Linked DNA regions of Homo sapiens: region 2 is linked to region 1. The links are chromatin loops, found by intact Hi-C in ENCODE. Cell type or tissue: heart right ventricle. All regions are shown on one strand. Links, peaks and the distances in the headings refer to the core of each region. The heading gives the core; the rest is flanking DNA. Region 1 overlaps LOC105372908 (a long non-coding RNA gene). Region 2 has its middle 18 kb from the start of LINC01740.

Region 1 (2,919 bases), core at 149-2,648:
TGCACATGAGGGAAGGAGACCCTAGAGAGACTAAGGAACCTGTCTGAGGTCACCCAGCACCAGGATTCAAACCCTAGCTGTCTTCTGCCAAGGCCCCCGCTGCCAGCCACTTCACGGTGCTGCCCGCTGGGGGTGAGGTGCCAGGGTCTGTCCCAGCTGGGCTTGAGGGGCTGAGTCACTAATTCTTCCCATGTGATCTCCCTGGGACTCCACTCCCTCATCTGTAAAGTGGGCATGATCATGCCAGCTCAAAATGGATGTTGTGACATCGACTACCAAGGGGTCCTCACCCCTCTGCATTGCTCAGCAGGAGACACTTTATAAACAGAGGATTACCTCTGCTGCCTTGAGCCAAATGGCTTGCCCTGCCAAATTGTTGGAATGGTTCAGTGACAAGTGTGCTATTAGGAAGAAATTTATGATGCTTCATTCAGAGTGAGTCACTGAATCCCTGTGGTGAGGGGCATCAGCTAACTGGGGAACCCTGGCCCCAGCTGCCTTGGGTCTGGCTACCTCCCCACCAGAGGGTCAGTGGTGGCCAGTGACGCAGGTAGGTGAGGACAGTTGGGGAGGGCAGGCAGCCTCCAGTAGGGGAGGAGGTGGTGCCTGCAGTGGATCTGCTTAGACCTCACACTACGCGCCACGGGCTCCAGAATTCCCTTTCTGCTTGCCACTGAGTGTCCCAGGATGCCCAAGTGAGGCTCCAGGCCACTCTTCTGCTCCTCTTCACCACATTTGCTCAGCCCTCCCCAGCTGGGTCAGCCAACAGATATTTCAAAGTGTTTTGGTGAACCCTCTTCTCTCTGCCTTTGAGTCACAAATGAGGACAATGACAAATAACTAAACTTCAGGGGCAAGAAGATTTAGCTTAGATGTTGCAGTTCTGCTGGGATTTTTTTTTTTCCTTAAAAACTACAAAACACTATGTTTATGAGAAAAATCTCCAGCCTTAGAAGTTAGTCATAAATGTGACTGTATGAGAAGAACCAGCATAAGAAAACACCTTCCAGAATTGCGGGTGATCTCCTTAGACAGATGTCACTGTAACTCGCCAAACAAATCTGATCCTTCCCCATCTGCTCCCAGGGGCAGTATGAGGGTTTTCTTTGATATAACCAAACCCAGAGGTTAGGATGGAGTATTCACACAGGGCTCAGGACACACAGACTGCCTGACACTTAACTATCTGTAGCATGGACAAGGTGAGAACCAGCTCCCTTCACTGGTGGTTGCCTTTCTAGTTATCCACATTTTCCAAATGGCTGATGGCCAGGCAGGTTGCAAAAGCAGGTGGCTAGGCAGTGAAATGGGGTCTGTAATGTCACTCACTGTGAAGCACACTCCCCTCCCTGACGGTATGAGAAGAACCAGTGTAAGAAAACACCTTCCGGAATTGCGGGTGACCAGAAAAAAACAAAAAACAAAACAAACAAACAAACAAAAAACCAGAAAGAGCCAGGAGAGCCCCTCTGGCTCTTTCTCAGATCCTGTTGACTCCTTCTTTAATCTTAGCCCCATGAGGCTCACCAACGGGACACAGGTTAATAACCAGAGCTGTAGATGTAGAGACAGGCACGCCTGGGAGCTGATCACCTGAGAGTGTGAGAAAGAGTAAAAGAACCCCAAAGAAGAGACAAAATGGCTTTTCACACTGCGGCTGGTCCCTGTGGGAGAAAACGCACCCCACACCTGACAGGTGCTATTCATCACAATGGCCCTGTTGGAGCCGAGCTCATGCTTGGTGCCGTGACCTAAGAAATCAGGGATGCACACAAAGCATGTCCTGAGCATTTGTGATGTGCCAGGCATGCTTCTAGGTGCATTTTCTGCTTGAATTCCTTTGATCCTCACAGCAGTCCTGTAAGGTATTATGTGGCGGAGCCTGGATTTAAATTAGACTCTTTCTCAAATTCCATCTCCAGTGGTTATATTATTAGAGATGTGAATTTGTTCCCCAAAAAACACTTAATGATGCTACTGTTATTTGATCCCTTTGCCAGTGCCAGACAGTGTGCTAAGTATGCGTTTTACGTATGTTAATTCATTTATTATATGCAAAACCACTTTTTTTTTTTGAGACGGGGCTTCCGTCTGTCACCCAGGCTAGAGATAGTGGCTTGATGGCAGCTCACTGCAGCCTCAACCTCCTAGGCTCAATAGATCCTCCCATCTGAGCCTCCTGAGTAGCTGGGACTACAGGGGCACACCACCATGCCCAGCTAAATTTTTGTATTTTTAGTAGAGATGGGGTTTTGCCATGTTTCCCAGGCTGGTCTCAAACTCCTGGGCTCAAGTGATCCACCTACCTCAGCCTCCCAAAATGCTGGGATTACAGGTGTGAGCCATTGTGCCCAGCTGCAAAACCACATTTTATAGCTAAAGAAGTTGAGGCTCAGAGAGATTACTTACCCAGGGTAATAGGGCTAATAAGTAGTGACACTGGGACTTGAACCCAAGTTTCTCCAATTCCAAATCCTTTAGTGATAATTAGTGTGTTCTGCTTCTTTCCCCAGCATGAGGATATGGTATATGTATTTGTAACTACCTAAAGCCATGAGGGTTTGGTTAACAAAATTCTATAAAAGGTCTTATATGAGCCTACAGGACAGAGACCATGGTGGTGTGGGGCAATACAAACAGCATGGGAAGACCTCCTGCTAAACGTGGTGGATTAGCATTCTGCATGTATTTTTTCTCACTTTCTTATAGATTTTTCATAAAGATAGCTGCAATAATTTCTCCCATTCCTGAAACAAGCCTCTTTACAGTGTGATTTTGTCAGTCCTCCCATCAAGATAAAAAGTCTTAAATCTGATCTGACTTGCTTTGACAAACAGAATTCAGTGGAAGTGATGTTGCCTTTAACTTTTTGGAACATTGCCCTGAGACCACCCTTTAAATAAGCTAGTCTAGCATATT
Region 2 (2,919 bases), core at 199-2,698, 51 kb before region 1:
TTAGATTCTTTACATACAGTTTTGCATTTAGTTCTCAAAACACTCTGAGGAAGGCATTACAATCTCTATAAAGTTAGAGAAACTAAGATTAGAGGGGTAAGTAACTTTCCCCAGGTTACAGGGCTTGGCTCAGATTCCAGCCCAAATCTATGTGACGCTACAGCGGAATGAACTCTACAGAAAGGTGTTACCACATCACTTGGCTTTTTTAAACATCAACTTTATTGTGTAGAACAGTTTTAGATTGACAGCAAAATTGAGTGGAAAGTACTCAATTTCCCATATACTTCCTCTTCCCACACTTGTATAGCCACCTCCTTTATCAATAGCCCCCACCAGACTGGCACGTTTGTTACAATCAATTAACCTAATTAACAAATTATTAATACCTGAAATCCATAGTTTACACTGGGGTTCACTCTTGGTGTTGTACATTCTATGGGTTCGGGCAGATTTTTAAATACAAGTATCTACCATTATCGTATCATACAGAATAGTTTCACTGGCCCAAAAACCCTCTGTGCTCCACCTGTTCATCACCCCCACTCCTCAACCCCTGGTAACCACTGATCTTTTTAGTCTCCATAGTTTTGCCTTTGCCAGAATGTCATATACAGTCATTCGTCACTTAACAGCAAGAATATGTTCTCAGAAATGTATCGTTAGGTGATTTCATTGTTGTGCCAACATCATAGAGTGTACTTACACAAACCTAGGTAGTATAGCCCACTACACACCTAGGCTGTATGGTATAGCCTATTGCTCCTAGGCTACAAACCTGTATAGCATGTTACTGTATTCAATACTGTAGGCGACTGTAACACAATGGTAAGTATTTATGTATCTAAACGTATCTAAACATAAAAAAGTTAATAGGTTGGCTGGGTGCGGTGGTTCACGCCTGTAATCCCAGCACTTTGGGAGGCTGAGGCAGGCGGATCATGAGGTCAGGAGTTCGAGACTGGCCTGGCCAACATGGTGAAACCCCATCTCTCCTAAAAATACAAAAAATAGCTTGGCGTGTTGGCAGGTGTCTGTAATCCCAGCTACTCAGGAGGCTGAGGCAGGAGAATCGTTTGAACCCAGGAGGTGGAGGTTGCAGTGAGCTGAGATTGTGCCATTGCACTCCAGCCTGGGTGACAGAGTGAGACCCTGTCTCAAAAAAAAAAAAAAAGTTAATATGTTTTACTACTATGTTATGACAACTATATCACTAGATGACAGGATTATTTGAGCTCCATTATATCTTTTTGTTTGTTTTTTTGATTTTTGTTGTTGTTTGGATACAGAGTCTCACTCTTGTCGCCGAGGCTGGAGTGCAATGGTGCGATCTCAGCTCACCGCAACCTCCGCCTCCTGGGTTCAAGCTATTCTCCTGCCTCAGCCTCCCAAGTAGCAGAGATTACAGGCATGTGCCACTGTGACCAGCTAATTTTTGTATTTTTAGTAGAGACAAGGTTTCACCATGTTGGCCAGGCTGGTCTTGAACTCCTGACCACAACTAATCTGCCTGCCTTGGCCTCCCAAAGTGCTGGGATTACAGGTGTGAGCCACAGCTCCTGGCCCATTATATCTTTTGGGACTCCTCTCATATCCGCGGTTCATTATTGACTGAAACGTCATGTGGCATATGACTGTATGTCCATGTGTTTTCTATCCAATTACCACACAGGTTTATCTTTTTTTATTCCATCCATTCATACATCCAATATTTATTGAGCACCAAATAAATGGGATGAATGTTTGTGTCTCCTCCAAAATTGTATGTTGAAGCCCTAACCCGAAGTATAATGGTATTTGGAGGTGCAGCCTTTGAGAGATCATTAGGTTTGGATTAGGTCATGAGGATGGTGCCCTCATGATGGAATTAGTGCCCTTAGAAGAAGAGGAAAAGACAGGAGAGCTCTCTCTCTCTTCACAGGCACACCACCAAGGAAAGGCCACGTGAGGACACAGCAAGAAGGCAGGTGTGCAACCCAGGGAGCCGGTCCTCACCAGACACTAATCTGCTAGCACCTTGATCTTGAATTCCCCAGGCTCCACAACTGTAAGAAATAAATATCTGTTGTTTACAACACCCAGTCTTCGGTATTTTGTTATAGCAGCCCAAATTGACTAAGACAAGCACCTACCATATGTTGATCTTAGATAACAAGTCCTTAGAGGACATTGAATCTGTTTAGGTAAGTTTCTGCACAGAGTTGCACCCATTACAGCACCTAATTCCATTAATAAATGCTTCCCCCGCCCCTCATCTTCACTATGACACTTAAAAACAATTTCTGGCCAGGCGTGGTGGCTCACACCTGTAATCCCAGCACTTTGGGAGGCCAAGGTGGGCAGATCACCTGAGGTCTGGAGTTCGAGACCAGCCTAAACAACATGGAGAAATCTCGTCTCCACTAAAAATACAACATTAGCCAGGCGTGGTGGCACACGCCTGTAATCCTAGTTACTCGGGAGGCTGAGGCATAAGAATAGCTTGAACTCGGGTGGCAGAGGTTGCGGTGAGCTGAGATCATGCCACTGCACTCCAGCCTGGGCAATAAGAGCAAAACTCCATCTCAAAAAAAAAAATTCTTTAAAAATTGAGATGAGGTCTCACTATGTTGCCCAGGCTGGTCTCAAACTCCTGAGCTCAAGCAATCCTCCTGCCTCAGCCTCCCAAAGTGCTGAGATTAAAGGCATGAGCCACTGTACCCAGCCAAGAGATACTTTTTGATTGGGGTTGGGGAGAGGTGGGTGAGGGGATAAACACAAAGATAGTGAGTGACTGAAAATATGAAGCCTGTGAGGCCATCTGCATGAATAATTATCATCAAACTATAATATAATATTTGTTATGTATAACAATATAGATATCAAATTATTGTGATTATTATAACAAACCATTATGCAGCACTTCCTGTGTTTTAGAAT

What was found. Hi-C counts contacts between places; a loop is a spot of excess contacts. Peaks named below come from ENCODE experiments on the same cell type or tissue, not always from the same donor. Only the 100,000 strongest peaks of a DNase experiment are listed, where the experiment ranks them.
Region 2: a loop joins it to region 1, with 17 times the contacts of the local background. A loop is called at or near these places in 9 of 110 quality-filtered maps.

The regions. Positions count from the first base shown.
Region 1 is chr1:212,510,766-212,513,684 of GRCh38, reverse strand. The region is part of intron 1 of LOC105372908 (a long non-coding RNA gene); the gene reads left to right. Among named protein-coding and RNA genes, the nearest start is that of LINC01740, 33 kb to the left of the region's middle. In heart right ventricle, for the core only: no CTCF peak of the experiment used is centred there; no DNase peak of the experiment used is centred there; H3K27me3 peaks cover 1,099 bases.
Region 2 is chr1:212,561,998-212,564,916 of GRCh38, reverse strand. No RefSeq gene overlaps it. Among named protein-coding and RNA genes, the nearest start is that of LINC01740, 18 kb to the right of the region's middle. In heart right ventricle, for the core only: no CTCF peak of the experiment used is centred there; no DNase peak of the experiment used is centred there; H3K27ac peaks cover 190 bases.